Linked DNA regions of Homo sapiens: regions 1, 2, 3, 5, 6 and 7 are each linked to region 4. The links are chromatin contacts, found by Hi-C or POLR2A ChIA-PET in ENCODE. All regions are on one chromosome and are shown on one strand. Each heading gives the region's core, a stretch centred on a gene start or an enhancer-like site at or near the end of the contact. The rest is flanking DNA. Distances are from core to core; before and after follow the strand shown. Region 1 holds the start of MPDU1 (mannose-P-dolichol utilization defect 1). Region 2 holds the start of HIC1 (HIC ZBTB transcriptional repressor 1). Region 3 holds the start of POLR2A (RNA polymerase II subunit A). Region 4 holds the start of PFN1 (profilin 1). Region 5 holds the start of NAA38 (N-alpha-acetyltransferase 38, NatC auxiliary subunit). Region 6 holds the start of KDM6B (lysine demethylase 6B). Region 7 holds the start of KCTD11 (potassium channel tetramerization domain containing 11).

What was found. Hi-C counts contacts between places; a loop is a spot of excess contacts on that map. ChIA-PET counts read pairs that join two places held with the same protein, here RNA polymerase II (POLR2A). Pooled maps may share reads with other maps.
Region 1: a loop to region 4 is called in a pooled map, with 10 times the contacts of the local background. The contact joins the promoter of MPDU1 here to the promoter of PFN1 in region 4. A Hi-C loop is called at or near these places in 2 of 37 single-sample maps with no recorded cell type and 11 of 50 pooled maps. POLR2A ChIA-PET finds 5 or more read pairs at or near these places in 1 of 52 experiments (activated T-cell).
Region 2: a map of CD8-positive, alpha-beta T cell shows a loop between it and region 4 (7-fold over the local background). The contact joins the promoter of HIC1 here to the promoter of PFN1 in region 4. A Hi-C loop is called at or near these places in 2 of 168 maps with a recorded cell type or tissue (CD8-positive, alpha-beta T cell and naive thymus-derived CD4-positive, alpha-beta T cell) and 8 of 50 pooled maps.
Region 3: a pooled map shows a loop between it and region 4 (21-fold over the local background). The contact joins the promoter of POLR2A here to the promoter of PFN1 in region 4. A Hi-C loop is called at or near these places in 1 of 37 single-sample maps with no recorded cell type and 10 of 50 pooled maps. POLR2A ChIA-PET finds 5 or more read pairs at or near these places in 1 of 52 experiments (activated CD4-positive, alpha-beta T cell).
Region 5: a loop to region 4 is called in a pooled map, with 6 times the contacts of the local background. The contact joins the promoter of NAA38 here to the promoter of PFN1 in region 4. A Hi-C loop is called at or near these places in 3 of 168 maps with a recorded cell type or tissue (CD8-positive, alpha-beta T cell, ascending aorta and chondrocyte), 5 of 37 single-sample maps with no recorded cell type and 14 of 50 pooled maps.
Region 6: a loop to region 4 is called in a pooled map, with 5 times the contacts of the local background. The contact joins the promoter of KDM6B here to the promoter of PFN1 in region 4. A Hi-C loop is called at or near these places in 3 of 168 maps with a recorded cell type or tissue (CD8-positive, alpha-beta T cell, ascending aorta and chondrocyte), 6 of 37 single-sample maps with no recorded cell type and 14 of 50 pooled maps.
Region 7: a map of posterior vena cava shows a loop between it and region 4 (16-fold over the local background). The contact joins the promoter of KCTD11 here to the promoter of PFN1 in region 4. A Hi-C loop is called at or near these places in 1 of 168 maps with a recorded cell type or tissue (posterior vena cava) and 1 of 50 pooled maps. POLR2A ChIA-PET finds 5 or more read pairs at or near these places in 1 of 52 experiments (OCI-LY7).

Annotation. Positions count from the first base shown.
Region 1 is chr17:7,582,602-7,585,759 of GRCh38, forward strand. It overlaps MPDU1 (mannose-P-dolichol utilization defect 1), which reads left to right and starts at 1,251. Exons shown (of 7, transcript NM_004870.4): 1 at 1,251-1,364; 2 at 3,131-3,158. The coding sequence starts at 1,262. It overlaps MPDU1-AS1 (MPDU1 antisense RNA 1), which reads right to left and starts at 1,491. Exons shown (of 2, transcript NR_136402.2): 1 at 1,317-1,491. RefSeq lists enhancers at 75-948, 900-949, 949-1,823, 1,060-1,589, 1,824-2,696.
Region 2 is chr17:2,053,746-2,057,096 of GRCh38, forward strand. It overlaps HIC1 (HIC ZBTB transcriptional repressor 1), which reads left to right and starts at 1,358. Exons shown (of 2, transcript NM_006497.4): 1 at 1,358-1,493; 2 at 2,926-3,351. The coding sequence starts at 2,946. RefSeq lists silencers at 1-391, 1,142-1,641, 1,782-1,831, 1,872-2,281, 2,332-2,451 and 2 more.
Region 3 is chr17:7,482,886-7,486,165 of GRCh38, forward strand. It overlaps POLR2A (RNA polymerase II subunit A), which reads left to right and starts at 1,481. Exons shown (of 30, transcript NM_000937.5): 1 at 1,481-1,972. The coding sequence starts at 1,880. SLC35G6 (solute carrier family 35 member G6) reads left to right here. Exons shown (of 2, transcript NM_001102614.2): 2 at 1-611. The coding sequence ends at 116. It also overlaps a transcript of ZBTB4 not described here. RefSeq lists enhancers at 420-689, 693-1,687, 780-829, 920-989, 1,688-2,681 and a silencer at 1,800-2,119.
Region 4 is chr17:4,946,815-4,950,023 of GRCh38, forward strand. It overlaps PFN1 (profilin 1), which reads right to left and starts at 1,716. Exons shown (of 3, transcript NM_005022.4): 1 at 1,449-1,716; 2 at 1-6. The coding sequence starts at 1,580. It also overlaps a transcript of ENO3 not described here. RefSeq lists silencers at 986-1,215, 1,246-1,315, 1,586-1,925, 2,056-2,305, 2,766-3,175 and an enhancer at 2,506-2,675.
Region 5 is chr17:7,855,847-7,859,005 of GRCh38, forward strand. NAA38 (N-alpha-acetyltransferase 38, NatC auxiliary subunit) reads right to left here and starts at 1,713. Exons shown (of 3, transcript NM_001320925.4): 1 at 1,537-1,713; 2 at 1,169-1,352; 3 at 839-997. The coding sequence starts at 1,617. The coding sequence ends at 885. CYB5D1 (cytochrome b5 domain containing 1) reads left to right here and starts at 2,157. Exons shown (of 4, transcript NM_144607.6): 1 at 2,157-2,448; 2 at 2,557-2,633; 3 at 2,760-2,978. The coding sequence starts at 2,289. TMEM88 (transmembrane protein 88) reads left to right here. Exons shown (of 2, transcript NM_203411.2): 2 at 1-253. RefSeq lists enhancers at 139-676, 798-877, 1,410-2,272, 1,528-1,897, 1,625-1,919 and 2 more.
Region 6 is chr17:7,832,922-7,836,462 of GRCh38, forward strand. It overlaps KDM6B (lysine demethylase 6B), which reads left to right and starts at 1,296. Exons shown (of 24, transcript NM_001348716.2): 1 at 1,296-1,429. It overlaps DNAH2 (dynein axonemal heavy chain 2), which reads left to right. Exons shown (of 86, transcript NM_020877.5): 84 at 1-7; 85 at 150-300; 86 at 458-821. The coding sequence ends at 612. LOC124904106 (translation initiation factor IF-2) reads right to left here. Exons shown (of 4, transcript XM_047437265.1): 4 at 2,487-3,541. The coding sequence ends at 2,696. RefSeq lists enhancers at 388-999, 1,630-2,129 and silencers at 1,268-1,427, 2,678-3,097, 3,118-3,177.
Region 7 is chr17:7,350,179-7,353,646 of GRCh38, forward strand. KCTD11 (potassium channel tetramerization domain containing 11) reads left to right here and starts at 1,984. Exons shown (of 1, transcript NM_001363642.1): 1 at 1,984-3,468. The coding sequence starts at 2,648. The coding sequence ends at 3,463. ACAP1 (ArfGAP with coiled-coil, ankyrin repeat and PH domains 1) reads left to right here. Exons shown (of 22, transcript NM_014716.4): 20 at 1-59; 21 at 772-821; 22 at 1,117-1,299. The coding sequence ends at 1,217. RefSeq lists silencers at 33-172, 1,053-1,112, 1,183-1,242, 1,293-2,062.

The DNA.
Region 1 (3,158 bases), core at 1-2,500, 2.6 Mb after region 4:
GCCCCCCACACGGGGCCACCTGCCAAGCCTAACTTCATGCCCCCAGTACTTGAGATGAGGAGTGTCACTCTCAGGACAGCCAAGGTCCAGATTCCAGAAAGGACCTCCCAGATGGCCACAGCCTGCACCAGCAGTGAGCGCCAGTCCCACCCATTACAGCTGGCTACGGCGCAATCCCTGGGAGCCAGGATGAGCAGCACCCCCCAGCCGTAGGAGCCCCAGGAGGCTTCCGGCCTCCAAGGCCCAGAGACTGCCCCACAAGGGCAGCCCTCACCTGGCAGGGCCCCAGCAGCCCCACCTCTGCCTGCAGACATCCGTGTGACCTTGTAGACTTTGGAGGGGGGCCGCCAAAGGGCTGATCCACAGCGGAATGACGCACGGGTGGGCACCGTGGGTTGGCGTCCCGGCGGTCGGTAACGAAGCACAACGCCCCCACCAGGTAGTCCAAGGTGCCCTTTCCCAAGCAGCGCTGCAGGGTCCACTCGGCCTCGCCGAAGTCTCTGCCCAGCACGTGGTGCGCCCTCGGGCCAGCGGGGAGGGGGCGAATCCCGGGACTGCCTCGCCAGGCCTCGGCTCCCCGGAGACTCTTGGGGGTCTGGGCCCCAAGGGTGATTCAGGTGCTGCCCTTCCCCGACCTGGGCTCGCCTCCCCCACCTCCTCCTCTGCTTCACTGTCCCGGGCCCAGCAGTTGCCGGCGCACTCATGCTCCGAGGCCTGAGCCAACCGGAGGCGAGACAAGCACAGGGCCCTGCGCGCAACCCGGCACCTAAGGAGGCCTGCCCGGTGCAGACTCTCCTGCTCCCACCGGCGCCCTTCCCTCTAGAGACGCTGAGAGAACGGGAGCTAGTAGCGCCCCCACCCAACGCCACCTCGGAGACTCCGGCTCCTTCTCTCTCAACTTCGAACAATACAAAGTGTGCTAGGAGAAGACAAGATGGCGCCCAGCAGGAGGAGCGGAGAAAGGCAGGGGTGTAAATCTGGCTTCCAAACTGGAAGCGTCAACAAAGGCGTGGGAGGTCTAACCGCGCAGGCGTGCAGCTTCGGCAAGCTTTACAATTCCAACAGCGCGTCCAAAACGTGGTCCCTGACTGAGACTTATTTTACGCCACTAGAGTGAGGGTGGGTAGCGTCAGAAAGAGCGGGGCACGGGGCGGGCCAGCTTCGCCGCGGGAAAAGAACGGGAGGCGGAGTGTCCGCAGCGCGCACGCGCAACGAAAGTCAATGGCGGTCTGGAGAGACTGGCGGAAGCTAGCTTTGCAATATGGCGGCCGAGGCGGACGGACCGCTTAAACGGCTGCTCGTGCCGATTCTTTTACCTGAGAAATGCTACGACCAACTTTTCGTTCAGTGGGACTTGCTTCACGGTGAGTTTTATTCAGCATCCGATCCAAGTCCTACTCGAGTGACCGTGGGCCCTTAGTCCAAGCCTTGATCGGCGACTAAGTGACGGCAGTGACTGCCGCCATGCCGAGCTGGACGGAAGTCACTTCTGAGAAGGGCGGAAGTGTCTCGGGCTCCTTAGAGGGAGGACACCATATTAGTGCCAGTGGGGAAGTCACCGGGTGGAATTACTTCTTTGTGGAGTTTGTGCTGTAGCGACAATGAAAAACGAAGAGTCAACTTTTATAAAACAAAATAAAAATTAAGTCAAATCATGCCAACCTTTATTAGATCGCTAGCAGGGTTAAACTTAATTCAAAGCCCCTGATGAATCGGGCCTTCATTGCACCCCCAAAGGCTCCGCCACCCTGATTGCTTTCTTTCCAGCCTCCAGGTTTGCTCATAGTCTGATTTCGGAATAATTTGCCTCCCTTCCTTTTTCTGATTGCGAGACAGCTCCACAAGGGTCACCGTCAGACCGTTTGGGGAGCGTCAGTCTGCCCCTGTCAGTTCATGGTACCTCTCTTGAGCTCGTGGGGCACTTTGTTTTAGCCGCATTCATGACCCGTGAGAGTCAGACTCCCACTAGACCAAGTTCCTTGAGGGGAAGGCTTCAAGGCTAGAGAAGTTGTGGATGGCCAGGGCATAAAAGCAAGCCTTGAAAGGGTAAGGTTTAGTCCCTGAGTAGGGGCCAGGGACAGTCAGAGTGTTCAAGAAAGAGTGGTATGGGGCGGGCACGGTGGCTCACGCCTGTAATCCCAGCACTTTGGGAGGCCGAAGCGGGTGGATCACCTGAGGTCAGGCGTTCGAGACCAGCCTGGCCAATAGGGCGAAACCCCGCCTCTACTAAAAATACAAAAAATTAGCCGGGCGTTGTGGCAGGCGCCTGTAATCCCAGCTACTCGGGAGGCTGAGGCAGGAGAATCGCTTAAACCCGGGAGACAGAGGTTACAGTGAGCCAAGATCGTGCCATTGCACTCCAGCCTGGGCAACAAGAGTGAAACTCCGTCTCAAAATTAAAATAAGAAAAAAAAAATGGTATGAAGACTTGTCTTTGGAGAGAGAAGACATGTGAAATGGGGCACCCATTGGCCCAGAGAAGGGAAATAAAGGATCAGAGAGCTCTTGGGCATTTCTCAGCTTTATATGGGGAAGCAATGGAGAGCCGTGGAGGTCAAGCCAAGTTTGGGTGTTAATTTATAGGGAATGGAAGATTGGATGTGGGGGGTGGTAGGCATCGGAGAAAAGCTGTTTTGGAAAGTAACAGTCTGGGGCCCGGTGCGGTAGCTCGAGCTTATAATCCCAGCACTTTAAGGAGGCTGAGGCAGGTGGATCATCTGAGGTCAGGAGTTCGAGACCAGCCTGGCCAACATGGTGAAACCCTGTCTCTACTAAAAACACAAAAATTAACCGGGCATGGTGGTGTGTGCCTGTAATTCTAGCTACTTGGGAGGCTGAGACAAGAGAATTGCTTGAACCCAAGAGGCAGAGGCTGCAGTGGGCTGAGATTGGGCCACTGCACTCCAGCCTGGGTGACAGAGCAAGACTCTGTCTCCAAAAAAAAAAAAAAGTGTGGTGGTTTGGAGCAGGAAGGACCAGGACTTTCTCACTGCCCTCCGCCTCTCCTCCCCCCAAGACAATGCAAGACCCTGGTGTGGGTAAGGGGGCTCGGGGAGAGCCCACAGGAGCTTCAAGCCCTGGCCTGGGTTTCAGACATCTCCTGTCTGCTTACCCTTTTTTCTCTCCTCAGTCCCCTGCCTCAAGATTCTCCTCAGCAA
Region 2 (3,351 bases), core at 108-2,607, 2.9 Mb before region 4:
CCGAGACCTTGGTGTCGCTCGGGGGCCGCTGGTAGCCGCGCCCGCTGCCCCTCGCCCGGTGACTCAGCCGGTACCTCTGGCGGGGCCATGGGGGCCAGAGGACAGCGCGGGGGGCGGCGAGCGCGGTTGCTAAGCTCTCCAAGGCCTCGGAGGGACAGGATCTGGGCGCACCTCACCGGTTGCCATGGTAACGCAGCGCCCCAGCCCCTCGCGCTCCGCGGTGGAGGGAGGCGCAGCCAATCGGAAGCGGCGGAGTTCTCGGGGACCCCCCCCCCCCCCGCTCCACGCCGTGTGTGGGCGGGGGTCAGGAGGTGCGGGGCGGAGGCGGAGCGTGGGCCGCGGAGATCCGGCGTTCGCAGGAGGCTTGGTGCGCGGCGGGGCTGCACGGGGCCACTTCCGGAGTAGTACTGCGAGCAGCGGCGCGACAGTGCGGGGTCCCCTTTCTCCCAGAAGAGACGTCACCCACACAAACCTGACCTTCACGTGGGGCGCGGGACCTTGCGGGGTCCCAGCCGCAGGCGCCCCTGTTGTTTCCTTCGGGCGGGTGGGTTGGAGAAGAAGTCCACGCGGGATTCTTCAAAACGGCGTACAGGGGGATTCTAGGGCCCCATGGTTACTTCTTTGGACCCCCCGGAGGCGCTGTCCAGCCACTTCCAGTCGCCCTGATGACTCGTCGTGGGTTCCTTTAGGAGACCCGAAAGTTCAGGGCGGGCTGTGTGGGTAACACCTCTGCCCAGGTTCCCGGAGGGCCCTACGTGGCTGCCCCTGGAGTATCCCAGAGCGCTAGGGCTGCGGGAAGGGGCGGGTGTGCTTCTGGAAACATGAGCGCCTGTTAGTATCAGTGCCTGGATAGGGCTGGGGACAAATCAGTTTATGCCGCGCACACCGAATCCATGCGCCTGAGTGAGGGTGGGTGTGTTGGGGAGTGCGTCCAAGTGGACAGTGCCGTACAGTAATGTCTACGGGGAGTTCCAGGAGAGCTCGGCTACTCCTGCGCAGGATAACCTCTCCCCCACCACCCGAGTCCCGTGCTCGCGGGCAGGACTTTTCCGAACTGGGGCTGTGTGCCTAGAAATACGTACATGGGAGCGCTCAGCTCAAAGCCCCAGGGTTTCTGGGACTCGCGTGTCCGGGGTCGGGGTCCCAGGTGGGTACAGGTGGGAGGGCGAACCTGCGGGTAGGGTGGGCCCCTCCCCGCGGGCTCAGCATCTGTGCGCCTCCAGCTCAGGTGCGCGGGAGGAAGGCAGCGGCCTGCCGCGCAGAGCCCTGCGCGCCCGCGAGGTGGCGCCATAGCCGCAGCAGCGCCCGCCGGCCCGGGCCGCTCCAGATAAGAGTGTGCGGAAAGCGCGGCGGGGCTGAGACGCGACCAGGACGCGGGGAGGACGGACCAGCAGGACAGACCGACCGGGGGCCCGGCGGGCGGAGGGCAGCGCAGCCACGTCCCCCCTGGATCCGCCGTCAGCCGGGCCCGGGGCTTTCGACATGCCCCCCAGGTGGGTCCTCGAGCCGGGGACCGGGAGGGACGGGGGACCCGGGACAGCCCGGTCCTCGTGCGTCGGCCGCCTCGGGTGCATCTTCTGGCGCGGGTGCCCCATCGCGGCTGGCGGCTGGCGTTCAGGGCTCCGGGTGTCGTCCCTTTCGGACTCAGGACCACCGGGCCGCGGCTCCGCGCCGGGTTCACGGCGGGGTCAGCGGCCCGGGGCCGGCTCTGCCCGCACATGGGCTGGAGAGGCGAGGGGAAGGGAAGGGAAGGGGAGCTGGCGGGCGGGGCTGGCAGGGGCGCTGCCCTGGCACAGCTCGGGGCCTGGCAGCGGCGGGTGGGGCATCGGCTAAGAGCTGCCACCGCCGCGGGGAGGGGAGCCCGGCCCGCCGGGACCGCAGGTAACGGGCCGCGGGGCCCCGCGGGCCAGGAGGGGAACGGGGTCGGGCGGGCGAGCAGCGGGCAGGGGAGCTCAGGGCTCGGCTCCGGGCTCTGCCGCCGGATTTGGGGGCCGCGAGGAAGAGCTGCGAGCCGAGGGCCTGGGGCCGGCGCACTCCTCCCGCCCTGTCTGCAGTTGGAAAACTTTTCCCCAAGTTTGGGGCGGCGGAGTTCCGGGGGAGAAGGGGCCGGGGGAGCCGCGGAGGGAGGCGCCGGGCCCGCGCGTGTAGGGCCCAGGCCGAGGCCGGGACGCGGGTGGGGCGCAGGCCCGGGTCAGGGCCGCAGCCGGCTGTGCGCCGTGCCCGCCCGGGGCGCTGCCCCCTCCCTCCCCTGGGAGCTGCGTGGCTCCCCCCTCCCCCCCACCTGCTTCCTGCCTCAGCCTCCTGCCCCGATATAACGCCCTCCCCGCGCCGGGCCCGGCCTTCGCGCTCTGCCCGCCACGGCAGCCGCTGCCTCCGCTCCCCGCGCGGCCGCCGCCCGGGCCCCGACCGAGGGTTGACAGCCCCCGGCCAGGGCGGCGCCAGGGCGGGCACCGCGCTCCCCTCCTCCGTATCACTTCCCCCAACTGGGGCAACTTCTCCCGAGGCGGGAGGCGCTGGTTCCTCGGCTCCCTTTCTCCCTACTTGGGTAAAGTTCTCCGCCCTGAATGACTTTTCCTGAAGCGGACATTTTACTTAAATCGGGTAACTGTCTCCAAAAGGGTCACTGCGCCTGAACAGTTTTCTTCTCGGAAGCCCCAGCACCCAGCCAGGTGCCCTGGGGCGTGCAGGCCGCCCTGGCCTCCCCTCCACCGGCGGCCGCTCACCTCCTGCTCCTTCTCCTGGTCCGGGCGGGCCGGCCTGGGCTCCCACTCCAGAGGGCAGCCGGTCCTTCGCCGGTGCCCAGGCCGCAGGGCTGATGCCCCCGCTCAGCTGAGGGAAGGGGAAGTGGAGGGGAGAAGTGCCGGGCTGGGGCCAGGCGGCCAGGGCGCCGCACGGCTCTCACCCGGCCGGTGTGTGTCCCCGCAGGAGAGTGTGCTGGGCAGACGATGCTGGACACGATGGAGGCGCCCGGCCACTCCAGGCAGCTGCTGCTGCAGCTCAACAACCAGCGCACCAAGGGCTTCTTGTGCGACGTGATCATCGTGGTGCAGAACGCCCTCTTCCGCGCGCACAAGAACGTGCTGGCGGCCAGCAGCGCCTACCTCAAGTCCCTGGTGGTGCATGACAACCTGCTCAACCTGGACCATGACATGGTGAGCCCGGCCGTGTTCCGCCTGGTGCTGGACTTCATCTACACCGGCCGCCTGGCTGACGGCGCAGAGGCGGCTGCGGCCGCGGCCGTGGCCCCGGGGGCTGAGCCGAGCCTGGGCGCCGTGCTGGCCGCCGCCAGCTACCTGCAGATCCCCGACCTCGTGGCGCTGTGCAAGAAACGCCTCAAGCGCCACGGCAAGT
Region 3 (3,280 bases), core at 231-2,730, 2.5 Mb after region 4:
TCCATGAGACTGTGGCACCTTCTGACATCGTGGGGGCAGGGGTTGTGCTGGGCAGCATTGCCATCATCACAGCCTGGAACCTCAGCTGTGAGAGGGAAGGGAAGGTGGAGGAGTGAGATAGAACTTGGGAGCCCGGGGGTTGGGAGGGACAGGGATAAATAGAGGCAAAGACTGAAGACAAACATGGGAGGAGAAGTGACTGGAAAAGAACTGGTGTGGGAGAGGGATACCTCTCAGAGTCAAGGGTGACTTGGGGACTTGGTGGAGAGGGACTACCTGGAAGACCTGGGGCCAGCCTGGGACCAAGGGATGTGGAGACCAGGCTGGGTCCTGGAATCAGGGCATAACTAAGGGGTAAAGTCTGAGGAGCAGATCCAAACGGCTGAGGCAGGGAGGCCGTGGGCCACGGGGAGGACTTCACTCAGCAGCAAAGAGAAGAGCATTGGGGCTGGAGTGTTCCGGCAAAGACAGAGCCAGCAGCTGCGGTGGGGGAGGGGAGCGTGCCTCCCCACCCCTCCCCTCACGGCAAAGGTTTCCTTTCCTCGTGCTTGTGCCCCCCCCTTGGGGTGGTGACGTGACATTGACATCAAACAAGGATTACTCTGAATGTGGCTTGCAGTGGTGTCGTCTCTGCTTTGGAGGGAGAGTGGAAAGTCCTACGACCGTTCTCATTGGAGAACCCCTTGGGATCCCCGCCCCCCATTTTATTCCTGAAATATTCTACAAAGTGGAGGATTTCCTAATGTTCAGATGCCTTGACCCCAAATCCCCCAGGACTTTCGTGGCCCGCCCCATGGCTAATCTGCTTTTCTCGGATTGTCGCGGTCCCGTGATCTCTCCCGGACAGTGGCCACCCTCCTTCCAGAGCAGGCCTCCCAGCTGAAGTCTCTTCGAGAGGCTCAGGCCATGGATCTAGGATCATGGCTCGGTACAGCGCGGCATTACAGGCCAGGAGATGCCCACCCGTCTCCGGGGGCCGTTTGACAAACATCGGCTACTTCCGGACAAGCCACTGGTCCTGCCATCTTGGTTTGTTCATGCATATTCAGCAAGAGAACTGCATATTCATGAGCAACCGCCCTTCCCCGGGAGGACCCGCCCCGCCCCGCCGCCATTACCGATTCGCAGAGCAGACCATTTTCCAGCTGGGGGGGGCTACGAATGAGAGGCTTTTGCTGAAGATGAAACCGTTGTCCAAACTAGAATGAAAGCGGCCCAATTTTACCCTCGAGTCTTCAAACCTTAAGCCTCAGTGCAAAAGGGAGCAGCGAGGAGAGGCGGTGGGATTAAAGAAAAAAATTCTTCTCTCCCTGTCACTTCAAAAGGTCGCCCAACCAGCGAGCGGGGGGTTTACCCACGACTCTGGCTCGCACCCCTTGCGGGCCTGCGCAGGCGGCCCCGTAGCGCAAGGGAGGGCGGGAAAGGAAGGGGCGGGGACGCGAGGGCGAATCTATAAGAAGCGTCGTTCAGCGAGTTCGCTGCTCAGAAGCGCCGAGAGCGCGGCCGGGACGGTTGGAGAAGAAGGCGGCTCCCGGAAGGGGGAGAGACAAACTGCCGTAACCTCTGCCGTTCAGGAACCCGGTTACTTATTTATTCGTTACCCTTTTTCTTCTTCCTCCCCCAAAAACCTTTTCCTTTTCCCTTCTTTTTTTTTCCTTTTTGGGAGCTGAAAAATTTCCGGTAAGGGAAAGAAGGGCTCCTTTCGCTCCTTATTTCCCCGCCTCCTTCCCTCCCCCACCTTCCCCTCCTCCGGCTTTTTCCTCCCAACTCGGGGAGGTCCTTCCCGGTGGCCGCCCTGACGAGGTCTGAGCACCTAGGCGGAGGCGGCGCAGGCTTTTTGTAGTGAGGTTTGCGCCTGCGCAGCGCGCCTGCCTCCGCCATGCACGGGGGTGGCCCCCCCTCGGGGGACAGCGCATGCCCGCTGCGCACCATCAAGAGAGTCCAGTTCGGAGTCCTGAGTCCGGATGAACTGGTAAGCGGCTCTGTCCTCCCCTTCCCCCCTCCTCCCCTGGCGGGCGGGGCCGGACGGGGGCTGCGGAAACTTGGCGCTTTCTCGCTGCTTATGGGTGACGGGCCAGGAGCATGGCTCAGCAGCGCCAAGGCCGTGTAGGCGCCAGTCTCGGGCCTCCCAGAGTTATATTTTGCAAAGAGTTGAGCAGGCGTAGCGCTTTGTCCGAGATGGGGGGCTGGCTGGAGGGTGAGAAGGAGGGAGAGAAGGATGACTGATTTCACACTCCAGAGTTACCGACGTTAAAGGCGATCCGACGAATCCTAGGGAGTCTTTACAAGTTTGGTTAAGAAGCCAAACCCGGGTAGCTTCCTCCTCTTCTGTAATACAAATGTTAACTGAGCACCTGCTCTGTTGAAGACACAGGAGACTCGGGTTACAGAGGTGAACACGACAGACCAGGACCCTACCTTCAAGAGCACTGTCTGTGGGAAAGGGCAAGCAGTAAACATGAATACAATGAATGAATGAGATAATTCAGTTAATGGCATTTGTCTCGAATAGAGTGAAAAGGGGTAATCCCATGGAGAGTCACTGAGCTGGGGCTACTTTATTTTTTTATTTTTATTTTATTTTATTTTTTGAGACGGAGTCTTGCTCTGTCGCCCAGGCTGGAGTGCAATGGCACGATCTCGGCTCACTGCAATCTCCGCCTCCCGGGTTCAAGCGATTCTCCTGCCTTAGCCTCCTGAGTAGCTGGGATTACAGGCATGCGCCACCATGCCCCGCTAATTTTTGTATTTTTAGTAGAGGAGGGGTTTTGCCATGTTGGCCAGGCTGGTCTCGAACGCCTGCCCTGAGGTGATTCTCCCCCGTCTTTTTTTTTTTTTTTTTTTTTTTGAGACGGAGTTTCGCTCTTATTCCCCAGGCCAGAGTGCAATGGCTGAACTCCTGACTTCAGGTGATCCACCCGCCTCGGCCTCTCAAAGTGCTGGGATTACAGGCGTGAGCTACCGCGCCCGTCGAGGTGGGGCTACTTTAGATGGGATGGCGTCAGGGTCTGGGAAGGCCTATCTTAGAAGACATTACCCAAATGATGAGAGGCAGCCAGTCGTCGAAGCCATAGTTTGGATGGCGAGAGCTTTTCCGGCAGAGGAAATAGCAAGTGCAAAGGGCCTGAGGGAGAAATGAACTTGGGCTTGTCCTACAGGGTGAAAGGCGGCCGGTGTGGCTGAGGTTTAGTGGATGAGAGAAGAGTGTTACAGAAATAGGCTGGAGAAGCATGGGATATTGTATATTATGGTAAGGAGTCAGGACTTAATTCCATTTTCA
Region 4 (3,209 bases), core at 466-2,965:
AGCTGGCTGGAAGAGGAACCAAGCGCCCATCAAGTTAGTCAGTGCACCAAGATTCCCACCGTGTTCTCCAAAGACCCACCTGTCTTCCACTTCTGAGAACCACCCCGCCGTGGGGGCTAAGTATAAATTATATACTCAGTACACATCAATGAACTGTGAGAAACTCTGAGGACTGTGGGACGTTAGTGCAGAAAAAGATCATGATTCTGAAACTTAGAATATGGAACCAGGGAGGAAGGGATGACATACTCCTCTAGAGATTTAGATGTCAGTGTTAATGGGGAAAGTAAACCCAGGAAATAAAGGGAGTCAGTGAGGTAAGTGAGGAGCCTTTGGATGCTCAGAACTCTCCTTCAGGAAAAGCAGAAGCGGAGAGGGGAAGGGAGGGGGGCGGGCGAGGCAAGAGAAGCAACTTTGCCCTTATTTGGTCAAAGGTTCTGCAGGAGCTGTTAGGGCCCGGACGCCTGGGTCTCCAAGTAACCTAGAGTTTAGCTCCAGGTATCTCTGCTCTGAGATGAGGAAGCAGACCCCTGGGGGCTTTCCGGGAAAGTTGGAAAACTTTTGAAGGTGGACAGGGGCCAGACCCGGCAGGCCAGCTCTCGGGTCTAGGTACCCCGGGAACCTTTCCCCCCTCCCCCTTTCACCCCAAGCCCCCACATCCGGTCCCCTCCCGCCCGGAAACCCCCTTCCCCCCCCTTTTGAACTTCCGCTCCCCCTCCCCACTTCCGGGCAGTGTGGACAGGGAGATGGTGGTGGGAGCAGCGGTAGTAAACCAATATACTTTCGCTTATGCTGTCTCAGAACTTCTCACAAAGTTCCCCTGCTCCAGGCCCCGCCGGATGGCGGGAAGGGAGGGCGAGGGGACTTCCGGGATTGGCCTCGCAGGAATGTTGAATCCAACGTGCTGAGCTGGGGGGGCGTGTGGTGGCCTCGCCCTCTCTAACGGAGTTAGGAGGGGCCAGAAGCCCACAGAGGGTGGGCAAGGGACCAAGACCACGCGCCTGGGGCTCCCTTCCGCACCAGGAGAAACAATGGTAGAGGGACGCGGGCTGGCAGCCGGACGGGGAGCTGGGGGTCCAAGGATCCCCGGGTCCCCTCTCAATCCCAATCCCCAGTAAAAACTGAGGCGCGTCCCCGCCCCGCCCTGGGAGAGGCGGAAGTGGGCCGCCGCACCGGGCGCCGCGCCCCTCCCCGCCCTGTGCCCCGGATGTAACGCCCCGTCGCGGAAAGCGGGGTAGCGGGCGGGATGGGCGCCGCCGCCTGGGGCATAGGACCTACGGGCAACTGAGGGACCCACTCACGTGCAGCCGCCATTCGCGCCGCTTCCAGGGCAAGCACCCAGTCAGGGCCTCTCGCTGCGCGCCCTAGACCGCGCCCGCCCCCACCCAAGTCCCTCCCTCAGGGTCCAAACCGGAGCAGTGCCCCGGACCGCGCAGGCCTCGCAGTACCGTGATGTTGACGAACGTTTTCCCGGGGACGGCGGCCCAGACGGAGGGCGAGTCCTTGTAGCCCACGATGGCCGCGTCCTGACAGGTCCCGTCCGCCATGAGGTTGTCGATGTAGGCGTTCCACCCGGCCATGGCGCTGCTACTGGGGCTGCTCTCGGCGCTGCTGCTGGGGCCGCGGACTGGGCTCGAGCTGCCTCGGCTGGCGGGCGGGGGGAGGCGGAGAGCTCGGGGCACGCGCTGCCGTCCGGACCGCGGCTCCGCTCGCTGTGCAGCAGCCCTCGCACCGCCACTTCCTGCTCCTCCCCCCCCCCGCCCCGCTAGATTTTTATTTGCAAAGGACGGTAGGGGCGGGGCCTACTCCCCATTCCCTCCCTCCCCCACTCGCCAGCCCAGACACCGAACTTTGCAAATGCAATTTTAAAAATCCCTCCCCCTATTGCAAAATTTGCAGAGTTCGATGGAAAGCAATGCAGAAGGATGGGGGGTGGCGGGAGAGAGGTGAAGGGTAGGGTTTGCTCCAATTTGCACTGAATATAAACCAGACTTTGGTATCGGGGCAGGGAGTGAGCCAGAAGAAGGAAGGAAGGAGAAAGCAGGAGGAATTAGCAAGCTGCAAATTTAGCAAATTAAGGAGAGTTCGGGGAGCCCAGGGTTAAACGGGATGACTCCTCCTTCCCCCACCTCCGCCGAAGGGAAGGACCGGCGGGCGGCGGCGCGTGTGCCCGCGCCTGCGCCTGCGCCGGGGCCGGGAGTGCATGGGGCGGTCGGGGCCGGAGCCGGCTGCACGGGAGCGCGCCCGGCCCGACCCGTGTGGACCCTGCGGGAAAGGAAGGCGGGCTGGGGACGTGTCTCCCGCCTGGCGGAAGGGGCGGGGGCGAAGCCGTGCGCGCTGCCGCCTCACCACCCTTGATTTTACTTATTCAAGTAATAAGAAAGCAAAGAAGAGTTTGGCCAAATCCTCTAGTCGCTCTCATAGCTGAAGGCACCCACCGGGGCCACTTCTGTCCCCAGCGTCTTCTCGGGTCGTGCAGGTTGGGTTCACCAGGGCCCATTCTCAGTCTAGAGGATTGTCCCTTCTCTGGATCGGCTCTAGCCCAGGGCCTCACCCCACATCCCAGCCCCGCCCGCCCCAGGCAGGCAATGTCTGGATCACCGGCCGTGCCCCTTGGCCTGTGTCTGCAGAGGTCACAGAGCGCGGACACCCGCGGGGCTTAACAGGCGGGGCTATTTTTCGAGGCGGAAGAATACTCAAGTTGCAAGAGTGGCAACTTTTTCAAGAAGGGGAAAGTCCCACTTCGGGCCCTTTGGGTTTCTTCGCAGTCAGATGTGCGCTCACAGCCACCTGGGGAGGGCGGGACGGGCGGGACGGCCGTGCGGCGGCCGCGGTGAAACCGCCTCCTCCGACCCGCCGCCGAGGGCTGGGCGGCTTCCGGAGCCTGGGCTAGGGGCAAGGGGTCACCGAGCGCGGCCCGGGCGGAAAGGGGGTTGGTTTTCTCTCTCCTCCCGAGCGCGGCGCGCATCCCTGGCGTCCACGCCGAATCCCACAGTCCCCGACGCCCCTCGAGTCCGTGTTCCTCGACAGCCGCGCGGCTGAGTCACTGGCGGGCTCGGGCGGGGCCGCACCCGGGCACGTGGCGGCGCTCCCCGCCCGCCATCTCCTGACCCCTGGCCCACCGCACCCCTACCCCAGGGTGGAAAAATCCCGGGAGGAGCGGCCTGAGATGAGGGGGCGGGGCGAGAGGGGAGACTGGACGGGTGGCG
Region 5 (3,159 bases), core at 463-2,962, 2.9 Mb after region 4:
CAGCAGCGTCAGTGGACCCAGTGCTGAGAAAAGCCCCCACATCCCGGAAAACCCACTTTCCTTTCACGACCCACATCTCAATCCTGAACATCTAGGCTGGAACCTGCACACCTCCCCCTCAGCTCCGTCGTGAATGGGACAACAATCTCGTGCCCTCGTTTTATGGTGCAGCTTCTCTAGTATTTCTGGGGCTGGGGGGCGGGGCTGGAGGGGAAGGAGTGTCCACGCATCAATAAAGATTTAACGAACTGAACGCGCTCTGCGAACAGAGGCGTGGCACAAGTACTATCACCCCTGCCCTGTGCCGAGGAACAGGAAACATGTGCCAGGGCTACAAATGAGCAGAGAGGAGCATCCTTGAGCCCCCTGGCCTTATCGCTTTTGTCCGTTCTTCCTGGCCAGACCTCAGAGATCTGTTCCTGACCCCAGGCACCTCCCCCTCAATAGAGTGGAGGGGCCCAGCCTCGGCCGCCTGCCGCTGCTCCCCTTGGGGACCTGAGCCCGTTCTCTGACCCCAGCTTAGAGGAACTCGGTGTTGCCAGGCCGGGGTGGGAAACAATGGGCCTTCCGGAGCAGGATGACACCCCCTCCCGCCACAATTCTGGAGCAGCAGCCGTGGGAGGGAAGATGCAGGGGCCCACCCTGGGGCCTGTTGGTCCGTCATTCAGCCCTGCCCCCCATCTCTACCCCTGAACTTGAGAGAACCTTTGGCACCCCTGGACATCTTGGTTGGGAGAGGAGGGTTGAGGGTGCTCCCGACTTCAGATGAGCCCTTTCCTCTAGGGATGGGGTGTGCTATCCTGCACCGGCATCCCAGCTACACACAGACACAGGCCCATTCGGTCATAAGTTTAATGAAGTCTGAAAGGTAAGCGCCATCGTGGTCAGAGATACGGAGGCCCGGTCAGACTCTCCCTCTGCACCTCAATGGAAACGATGTGGTGTCCGGGTACCATGGCCAGGCCCAGCACACGGGGCTCCCCGGCAGAGAAGGAATCTGGAAAGAAGGATCAGAGCATCAGGAAAGTAGGCCAGAATCAGTCCCGCCCCTCTGAGCCACGAAAACGAGCCCCAGAAAACAAGGGTTGCAGCCAGGCCCTTAAGGGGAAATGCCTTGCGTAAGGTTCCGCCACATTACCAGGCGGGTGTGCATTCCCCGGGCACTGACCCGACGGCTTGAGGAACTCCTGCGCCGAGCCCAGGATGACATTGCAGTCACGGTCAGTGCAGAGGAAGCAGCCGACCAGTGTCCGTCCATCTGTCATGCGAATGCGCATAGTCTTGTTGAGCAGCGCCTCTAGCTGCTGTCGGGCGCGCTCAGCCGCCGAGTCCTCGCGCTCTCCGTCCGAATCCTGCGCGGGGTGTAACAAGCGCTCAGACCGCGCAGCCCAGGCTGCCCGCCCGCGGAACCACAGCTCCCGGCAGCCCGCGGGGCACTCACACAAAGCCCAGAGGCTGCCGGGAGCTGCAGTTCCCCACCCCCTCCATCTTGCTGCTTGACTGCCCCTCAGTCCCAGAACCAGAGCCCGTGCTAACCCCAGCACTGGAGCTGCTCTGACGCCGACTGCAACAGCCATTCTCTTCTCGTAGCAGCATGGTCGGTCCAGCTCCGGCCATTTGCCCGGAGGCCTCCTCTGGGCCTTTCAACTTCCTAAGCACCTTTCAGGTTGGGTGGTCCGAGATCTCGCGAGCGCTCCCGACCTCTTTCCTTTCGCGAGATCCCCTCTCCTCCCCCTCCTAGTCTCCTCGGCAACGGCACAGATCTCGCGAGCTTCTCCTACTTCTCTAGCGCTGTGGCTCACTGAAGCGTACTACGCCGGATGTCTTAAGATATCGCGAGACCTTTACCTCTGGTTTCTTACACATCCTTTAGAAACTGGAATTTAGCGAGAATACATTCTTTCATACTGCCTCCTCCCTTGTTTTTCTGTCTCAGAGAGATAGTCTGTCCTAAATATCCCATGTAGCCCAGGCCACTGAATTAAAACGGAGCGTATTCGTTCTCTGCCCCACCCCGCAACTCCTGAAAGCGGCGCAACTCAATTACTTGATCCTTATATGCCCCACGCGGGACTCATACTACGTTTCCCGTGAACACGTGCAGTCCAAACCCCGCCCCTGATATTTATCTCAGTGGACGGTGGCCGGAAAAGGACAATGGTTTCCATGTCAGCGGATAAACGCTCTCCCCTCGGCTCCCGGACGCGACGGAGGTCGTAGTAGTAGTGAGTACGTGCTGAGGAGCAAAGGAGTAACCAAGAGATCCAGTGACCGACAGAGCAAGAGCCATGCCGCGCCGGGGCCTGGTGGCTGGGCCAGACTTGGAGTATTTTCAGCGTCGCTATTTCACGCCGGCGGAGGTGGCCCAACATAACAGGCCCGAAGACCTCTGGGTATCTTACCTGGGACGCGTGTACGACCTAACGTCATTGGCACAGGAATACAAGGGTAAGGGCCACACGTTGGGCCGGGGCCGGAGTGTGTGTGTGTGCACGCGCGCGTTTGCCTGGTTCTCGAAGGGCTGGCATTGACAGTGGCTGTGCTGCTCTTTTCAAGGGAACCTGCTGCTGAAACCCATCGTGGAAGTTGCAGGCCAGGATATCAGCCACTGGTTTGATCCAAAGACCAGAGACGTGAGTTATGCTGGAACCTGGGATTGTGGGTAGAGGAAATGGAGAGCGGGGATGGGAAGGAAAGGCGGAGGCTAGCCAGAGCCTAATGGCTGCTCTGACACCCTCGCCCCAAACCCTCCTTTAAAGATCCGCAAGCACATAGATCCGCTGACCGGCTGCCTGAGGTACTGCACCCCGCGGGGCCGCTTTGTGCACGTTCCGCCTCAGCTGCCCTGTTCGGACTGGGCCAACGATTTTGGGAAGCCCTGGTGGCAGGGGTCGTATTATGAGGTGGGGCGGCTGTCTGCCAAGACCCGGAGCATCCGCATCATTAACACGCTCACGTCGCAGGAGCACACACTGGAGGTGAGAACTGGTGACAAGGAGCAGGTTAGAAGGAATGGGGAATCCCAGCAAATCTCCAGGCCGATCTTCAGGGCAACATTTTTTCCATAACCGGTGGGAGTGTATTTTCTGTCCTTTACATTGAGGCAACTGAGGAAAGCACAGCACCTAGGTCCCCAGGGTTGGGAATTCTAGGAGTGTC
Region 6 (3,541 bases), core at 46-2,545, 2.9 Mb after region 4:
CCCCAAGGTGGGAGCCAGTTGTGCTTGGGGCTCTGAGCAAAAGAGGGTACTGGAAATAATTGGACGAAAAGGGAGGAGAGAGGGAGCAGGTCAGGGGCGCTGGCAATTGAAGTCTAGCTTCTCCCAGACCTGCTCCCATTTCTCCCCAGGATGGTGTCTGGGTCCGGGGCCTGTACCTGGAAGGTGCTGGCTGGGACCGGAAGAACTCCTGCTTGGTGGAGGCAGAGCCCATGCAGCTTGTCTGCCTCATGCCCACGATCCACTTCCGGCCTGCAGAGAGCCGCAAGAAGAGCGCCAAGGGTGGGACAGCTCCCCAGGCAGGACCTGCCTGCCCCGTCCCTAGTTTGGAACTTAACCCATTCTCTGCTCCAGCCCATCCCACACCCGCTCCTGCCCTGCTCCTGCCCTGCTCTCCCGGAGGCTCCAGGGGTCTGACTTCTCCTCTCCTTTCCCCCAGGCATGTACTCCTGCCCCTGCTATTACTATCCCAACCGGGCAGGCAGCTCAGACCGAGCCTCCTTTGTCATCGGCATTGACCTGCGGTCTGGGGCCATGACACCTGATCATTGGATCAAGAGGGGCACTGCTCTACTCATGAGCCTGGACAGCTGAGACCTCCTCCTCTTCTCCGCTTGAGAGAGAGGGTCAGGGACTCCAGGAGCTAAGACAGATGTTGCACCTAGGACTGAGGCCGGACCTCACTCAGACTTTGACCTTGGCCGAATTTGTGTGATGTGGCCCTGGAGATACCTAGTTGTGTTAGCCATAAAAGTGAAAGAGTTGTATTGGAGCTCAGTGCTGTAAAACACCCGCGACAACAAGCCTTAAGTCTCTCAATGCAATGGTGAGGGTCTGGGGAGGGAGGAAGCCCAGGCCTCACGGAGGACAGAGCTACTGCGGAGCTGCTACTGGACGGGGAAAGAAGCGAGGGAGGTGGGGCGGCCTGGAGCGGAACGGAGGCGTGGCCCTGAACGAATGGGCAGGGCGGAGCCGCCTGAAGAGGCTGTGGCTTAAGTCTCCGGGCAGGACTTCAGTGGGTGGGGCGGGGCTTACCTTAGAAGGGCGCGTGATCCAAATGAGTAGGGATTTGTCAGGCAGGGATCAGGGCTGAACCCCGTACACTGCACCCTGAGGCCCGCACCCTGAAGCCCGCACCCCGCACCCGGCATCCTAGCCGGCACCCGCCCTGAGGCGAGCGGGACCGGCAGAAGACGGGGCGGAGCCGGAGAGGGGGACTAGAGCGCGAGGAGGGGCGGGACCACAAGGGGGCGGGGCTGGGGAGCGGGGGTGCGGGTGTTTGTGTTGGAAAATCCAACTGCGCCACTGGGCGGAGCGGCCCCCCCAGCCCCGGCCTGGGAGAAGGGGGGGCCGCTCGACCCCCTGGGATACCTTGGGGAGCCTGAACACCTGGGACCCCCCCCAGAACCAGGTAACGGGGAGCCGCGAGGACGTCTGTAAAGAGGGAAACCCTCTCCTTGCAGCAGGGCAGGACGCCTGAGTCTCTGGAGGGGTAGAGCTGGGGATGGACGTTTGGGTCTTGGGAAGGGCACTGGGAAGAAGACTGGGGCGGAGGTCATGGGTCCCCTAGAAGAGAGAACGGCGGGGAAGGAGGAAGAACTGGGAGGCAGATGTCTCAGGTTCCAAATGTCCAGAGGGGCCTGAAAGGACTCCCCGTTCCCCTTGGGCTGGGATTCCCCTTCCCGACTCCAGGGCGGGGCGGGGCGGGGCGCGGCGGTCCTTACTGAAGGGCAGGACTAAAGGGCAGAGTTTGCAGACAGGTCAATGCCATGGCCCAGTAAGGTCAGATGTGGTCAGACTTGGGTGTGTCCCGGTCCCAGGACTACTTTAAGTCTCCCTCCAGTTCTCTGCACGGGTGAGGTGTAGAAGCCTCAGCCTGACCTTCCCACCAGCGGCCCCGAGAGCTTCCCAGCGGTAGCCTTCGCCTTCTTCCCACCACCCCCCTGCGCCTCCCTTTCACTCCGTCTCGCCCCGCTAGCCTCCTCATCCCTAGTCCTTCTCCCACTCCGCCGTTCCCGAACCCTAGCGCGCCCCGCACGGCTTCTCGGTGCGGAGCCTTCCCAACGTAGCCACAAGATGGCGAGGGCGAGACGCACCCAGGGCAGGTGGGGGATGTGACCGTGAAAGTAGCTGAAGCCCCCCGCCCCGGTCCGAGGGAAAGGTAGGCTGAGGCCCCCACTTGACTTCCTGTGATCTGGGCCCCCTCACAGGAAATTGTGGGCAGGAGGTCGCAGCGCAGAAGACGGGGAGGGGGCTGGGGACTCAATCTCCGCCTCTCCCGGCTGGGGTAAATAGTGGGGAGGGGGGCACGCGGGGTGGTTGCTAAGCGACGTAGATTCGCTTCCTGTTTGCTGCAGCTTATGTTGTGACACTGGTGGGGGTTAGAGACAGCGGAGGGCCTGAAGACTGTGGGGAAGGCCGAGGGCAGGACGCCTGGTTCCCGGGACAGGAAGAGCCCTGGGAGGAAGGCGGGGAGGTAGCGAGCTGCGCCGCGACCGAAGGGGACTCGGTGGTTGTCCGGAGGGGGTTAGGGACCGAGGCGCAGCGTTGACCTCGGCTCCCCTTCCCTCCCCTGGGTTGCTTGTCCTGTTGCCAGAGTAACTGGAGGGCGAGACTTGGGAGCCGGATTCCCGAACTCTCCCGTCCGCCCAATCCGCTCCAGCGGTCGGCCCTGACGTCAGGGCCCTGGCAGCCAATGGGGAAGGGGGATGATAGCGACAGGAAAGGGAGAGGGGAGGGGCAGCGGCGGAGGCTGGGAGGCAGCAGCTGCCTGGGACCCGCACGTGCACTCCCACACGCTCGCGCCCACCCCCCGCCCTGCGCCGCACGCGCCCGAGCACCCCCTTGCGCCTGCGCGGCGAGCCGGGCGCCCCCCTCCCCTCGTGGAGTCTGTGTAAAGCCGCCTGAGGCTGCGCTCTTCAGCCCCTGGGGACCCACACGTCTCGGTCGGTCTGCACCGTTTCGCCGGTCGCGACCATAATGCCCAGCCTGGCTCGGGAGGGCCGACTACCTGTTCCCCACCTCCCCCCAGCTGGCGCCCCACACTCCCAGGTGGGCTGGGCGGAGCTGTGGTTTCCGGCCCCATCTGCTCGGCCGCTGCCTTCCCGGGCTCTGGCTTAAGTTGCTTTCCCAAGAGAAAGCGAGCGGGTACCAGCGCCCCTTCCCAAGGCTTCTCCCGCCCGGGCCCAGCTGCTGTTGGTGGCGGAGGAGGGCACTGCGGGGAAGCCCCGGACGGCCCAGGTGATTCTTCTGGGCCATCACGCCCCTTCTTCGCGTGAATTCCTGCTCTTTGATGTGCACCAAAACCCTTCCCATTCCTAACGTTTCCTCCTCGTTCGCCCCGGCGTTCTTTGCACCTCCCTCGGCTCCTTTCGGGCTGTCTGTCCCTGTCTCCACTCGTCCTTCTTCGCTTCTCCCGGTTATATAACTCTTCCTCTCGCCGTGTCCTGGTTTCAACTCCACAGACTCCGCCCTGGAACAGCGCGGGGAGGGGCGGGAGAGTTGGGGACCCAGACAGATTCCG
Region 7 (3,468 bases), core at 734-3,233, 2.4 Mb after region 4:
GAAGGCAGGGACCCTCTGACCATCGCCATGGAAACAGCCAACGCTGACATCGTCACCCTGTAAGAATGCCTGAAGGGGCGGGGCTGGCGCTGGGACTCCCCCCACCCCCGCCCACCCACGTTCGGGCGGGCGGGCGGGGCTGACGCCGAAACAGAAGCCTGTGCTGTGGGGCCTCGGAAAGGGGCTGGGCCAGCGCCGGGGCCAGGCTCGAGAAAGGCTGCGCGAAGTGTGCACTGGGACGTGGAGTAGAAGGCAGGCGGGAGGGCGGGCAGGGTGCAAGGATGCTTGGCCCACCCTGAGAGGCGTAATTCGCCCATCAACATTGCTGTCAGGCATCTTTTTAGCACTAGACGTGACCCCGGGGGTGGGGGCAGATGAACGGAACGCAACCCAGCTCAAAGGATGGGAAGTTGTGGGGGAGGTGAGGATAGTCTTTTTTTTTTTTTTTGAGACGGAGTCTCACTCTGTCGCCCAGGCTAGAGTGCAGGGGCGCGATCTCGGCTCACTGCAACCCCCGCCTCCCGGGTTCAAGCGATTCTCCTGTCTCAGCCTCCCCTGAGTAGCTGGGACTACAGGCGTGCGCCACCACCCCCGGCTAATTTTTTGTATTTTTAGTAGAGACGGGGTTTCACCATGTTGGCCAGGACGGTCTCGATCTCCTGACCTCGTGATCCGCCTGCCTCGGCCTCCCAAAGTGTTGGGATTACAGGCGTGAGCCACCGCGCCCGGCCAAAGATAGTGTCGTTCATTTCTTAATTCCCTCCTCTTCAGGCTACGACTGGCAAAGATGAGGGAGGCTGAAGCGGCCCAGGGGCAGGCAGGTAAAGAATACACCCACCCCACCCCCCAGGCCCAACACCTGAACTCTGGGCTTCTGGTCCACGGTGACCTCTCTCCCTAGTGCCCAGCTGCATTCATTCCGTTATTTAACAAATGCGTATTGGGCGCATGCGACGTGCCAGGCCCTGGCAAGGCATAGGTGCTGGCGCAGTGCCCGCGGCGCGCACGTTCCCACCCAGGCTCGGAGCGCGAGGTCCCCAGGTGGGCCCCAACCGCCGGATCCTGCCCTTCTGCACTGGGGCCCAGCCGCCTCCCGGCCTTTCCTCCCTCCCCCAGGAGATGAGACGTATCTTGACATCTTCCGCGACTTCTCCCTCATGGCGTCAGACGACCCGGAGAAGCTGAGCCGTCGCAGTCATGACCTCCACACGCTGTGACCCGAGGCCCACGGGGCCCGCGCCTGCCTCCCTTCCCCGCCACCGGGCCCTCTGCCATTAAAGCCTCCGTGCTTCGCTCTTCCCTTCTGGTTCACTTCTTGGGCGCCACCTTCGGGCCCGTAGGGTGTTGGGCGCTGCGGCTCCCGAGGTGCGGGGAGCAGCTGGGGGTTTGCGAGCTCCAGTCCAGCAAGGTGCGACTCCGGGGAGCGAGGCGGCAGCTTCGGCCGCGGCCTGAGCGCAGGGCGCTGCGGGGCGGGGGCTCTCGGGCTGGGGCGACGTGGCCAGCCCAGTCCTGCCGAGGGGTGGGGCTGGCCCTGGGGCTCGCTGGCCCCGCGCCGCCGCGGAGAGAGCGCGCCCGGGCCACCCCGGCTGGAAGGCATCCCCGGAATGCGGCGGCTCAGCACCCGCCCCCTCGGGAATTCCCCGGGGGAGCCGCTGGGAGGGACTCGGCTCCCGGGCTGGGCCGGCCGGGCCTCGGGCTCTGAGCGGTGGGATTAGAGGCTCCAGCCCCGCCGACTTGCAGACGTGAGATCGGGCACACCTGAGCGGCGGCGGGGCGGTCGTGGCCACATCCGGGGCGACGTGCCTGAGTCACCCCGTCCCGCCAGCGTCTGCCAGTCCAGCCAGTCCGCCCAGTCTCTCGCGTCCGAGACTCGCCTCCAGCCTCCCACCTCCGCCCGGGCCGCGCGAGCCTCGCGGGGGCGGGGGCGGGGCGCCAAGGGGCGGGGCTGTCTCTTAAAGGGCCCCGGGCCGCTGCCCTTAGGCCACTTCCTGGGGGCGGAGAGGACCTCAGCGGCTGCGGCGACACCCAGGGAAGGCGGCGCGGCCGGGTCCCGAAACTCCTGGCTGTTTCCATCAGAGCCCTCGGACACTCCCAGCCCGGGCTGAGCACGCATCGTCGCTCCCCGGCGGATACAAGGGGGCTCCGCCATCCGCTCCCGTCAGTTCGGCCTCCATCTCCTGGGACCCGCGCCGGCAGCCAGGCCAGGCCTCTGAGTGGCCCCAGAGCCCTGGCTGGACTCGTCCACGGCGGCAGCGATCTGCCCGGGGTCTCGGAGGCCATCCCTTCAGAGTCGGCCCTGTGCTCGCCACCGTCACCTGCTGGTTGGATTCCGGAAACCCACTGTCTGAAGACCACAGAGGGGTGTCGCTGACCACCCCAAATCGGATACGTCCAGACCTCAAGCTCCCTTCCCCTCTCTGGCTGCCCTCTGCTCTTTTCATCTCTTCTCTCAACCTTTTGGGGATTTCTGTGTCCTGACACCACCTCCCCATCCACCACCAAAGTAGCCGGGGTGAGCCCCAAACCTTACTGGGTGTGCTCCACCTGTGCCTCCAACCCAGCGAATCTGACAGCTTCGACCCAATTCTGCACACACCCAGGAAGTTCTGCCTTTTCTTTTCTTTCGGTGTCTCCTGTACTTCCCAAAATTTCTCCTCCTCCTGTGCCCTCTTCGCCCCCCTCCTTTGGGGGCCCCGTGACCCTGAATGTGGGGGGCACACTATATTCCACCACTTTGGAGACCCTGACCCGCTTCCCAGACTCTATGCTGGGGGCCATGTTTAGGGCCGGCACCCCCATGCCCCCCAACCTCAATTCCCAAGGAGGCGGCCACTACTTCATCGACCGGGATGGCAAGGCCTTCCGGCACATCCTCAATTTCCTGAGGCTGGGCCGCCTGGACCTGCCCCGTGGGTACGGAGAGACAGCGCTGCTCAGGGCAGAGGCTGACTTCTACCAGATCCGGCCCCTCCTGGACGCGCTGCGGGAACTGGAGGCCTCTCAGGGGACCCCTGCACCCACAGCTGCCCTGCTCCACGCAGATGTAGATGTCAGCCCCCGCCTGGTGCACTTCTCTGCTCGCCGGGGACCCCATCACTATGAGCTGAGCTCCGTCCAGGTGGACACCTTCCGAGCCAACCTTTTCTGCACCGACTCTGAGTGTCTAGGTGCTTTGCGGGCCCGATTTGGTGTGGCCAGTGGGGATAGGGCAGAGGGGAGCCCACATTTTCATCTGGAGTGGGCCCCCCGCCCCGTGGAACTCCCCGAGGTGGAGTATGGGAGACTGGGGCTGCAGCCGCTGTGGACTGGGGGGCCAGGAGAGCGGCGGGAGGTGGTGGGCACCCCAAGCTTCCTGGAGGAGGTGCTGCGGGTGGCTCTCGAGCACGGCTTCCGACTAGACTCTGTCTTCCCCGACCCCGAAGACCTGCTCAACTCCAGGTCTCTGCGCTTTGTCCGGCACTGAGGATG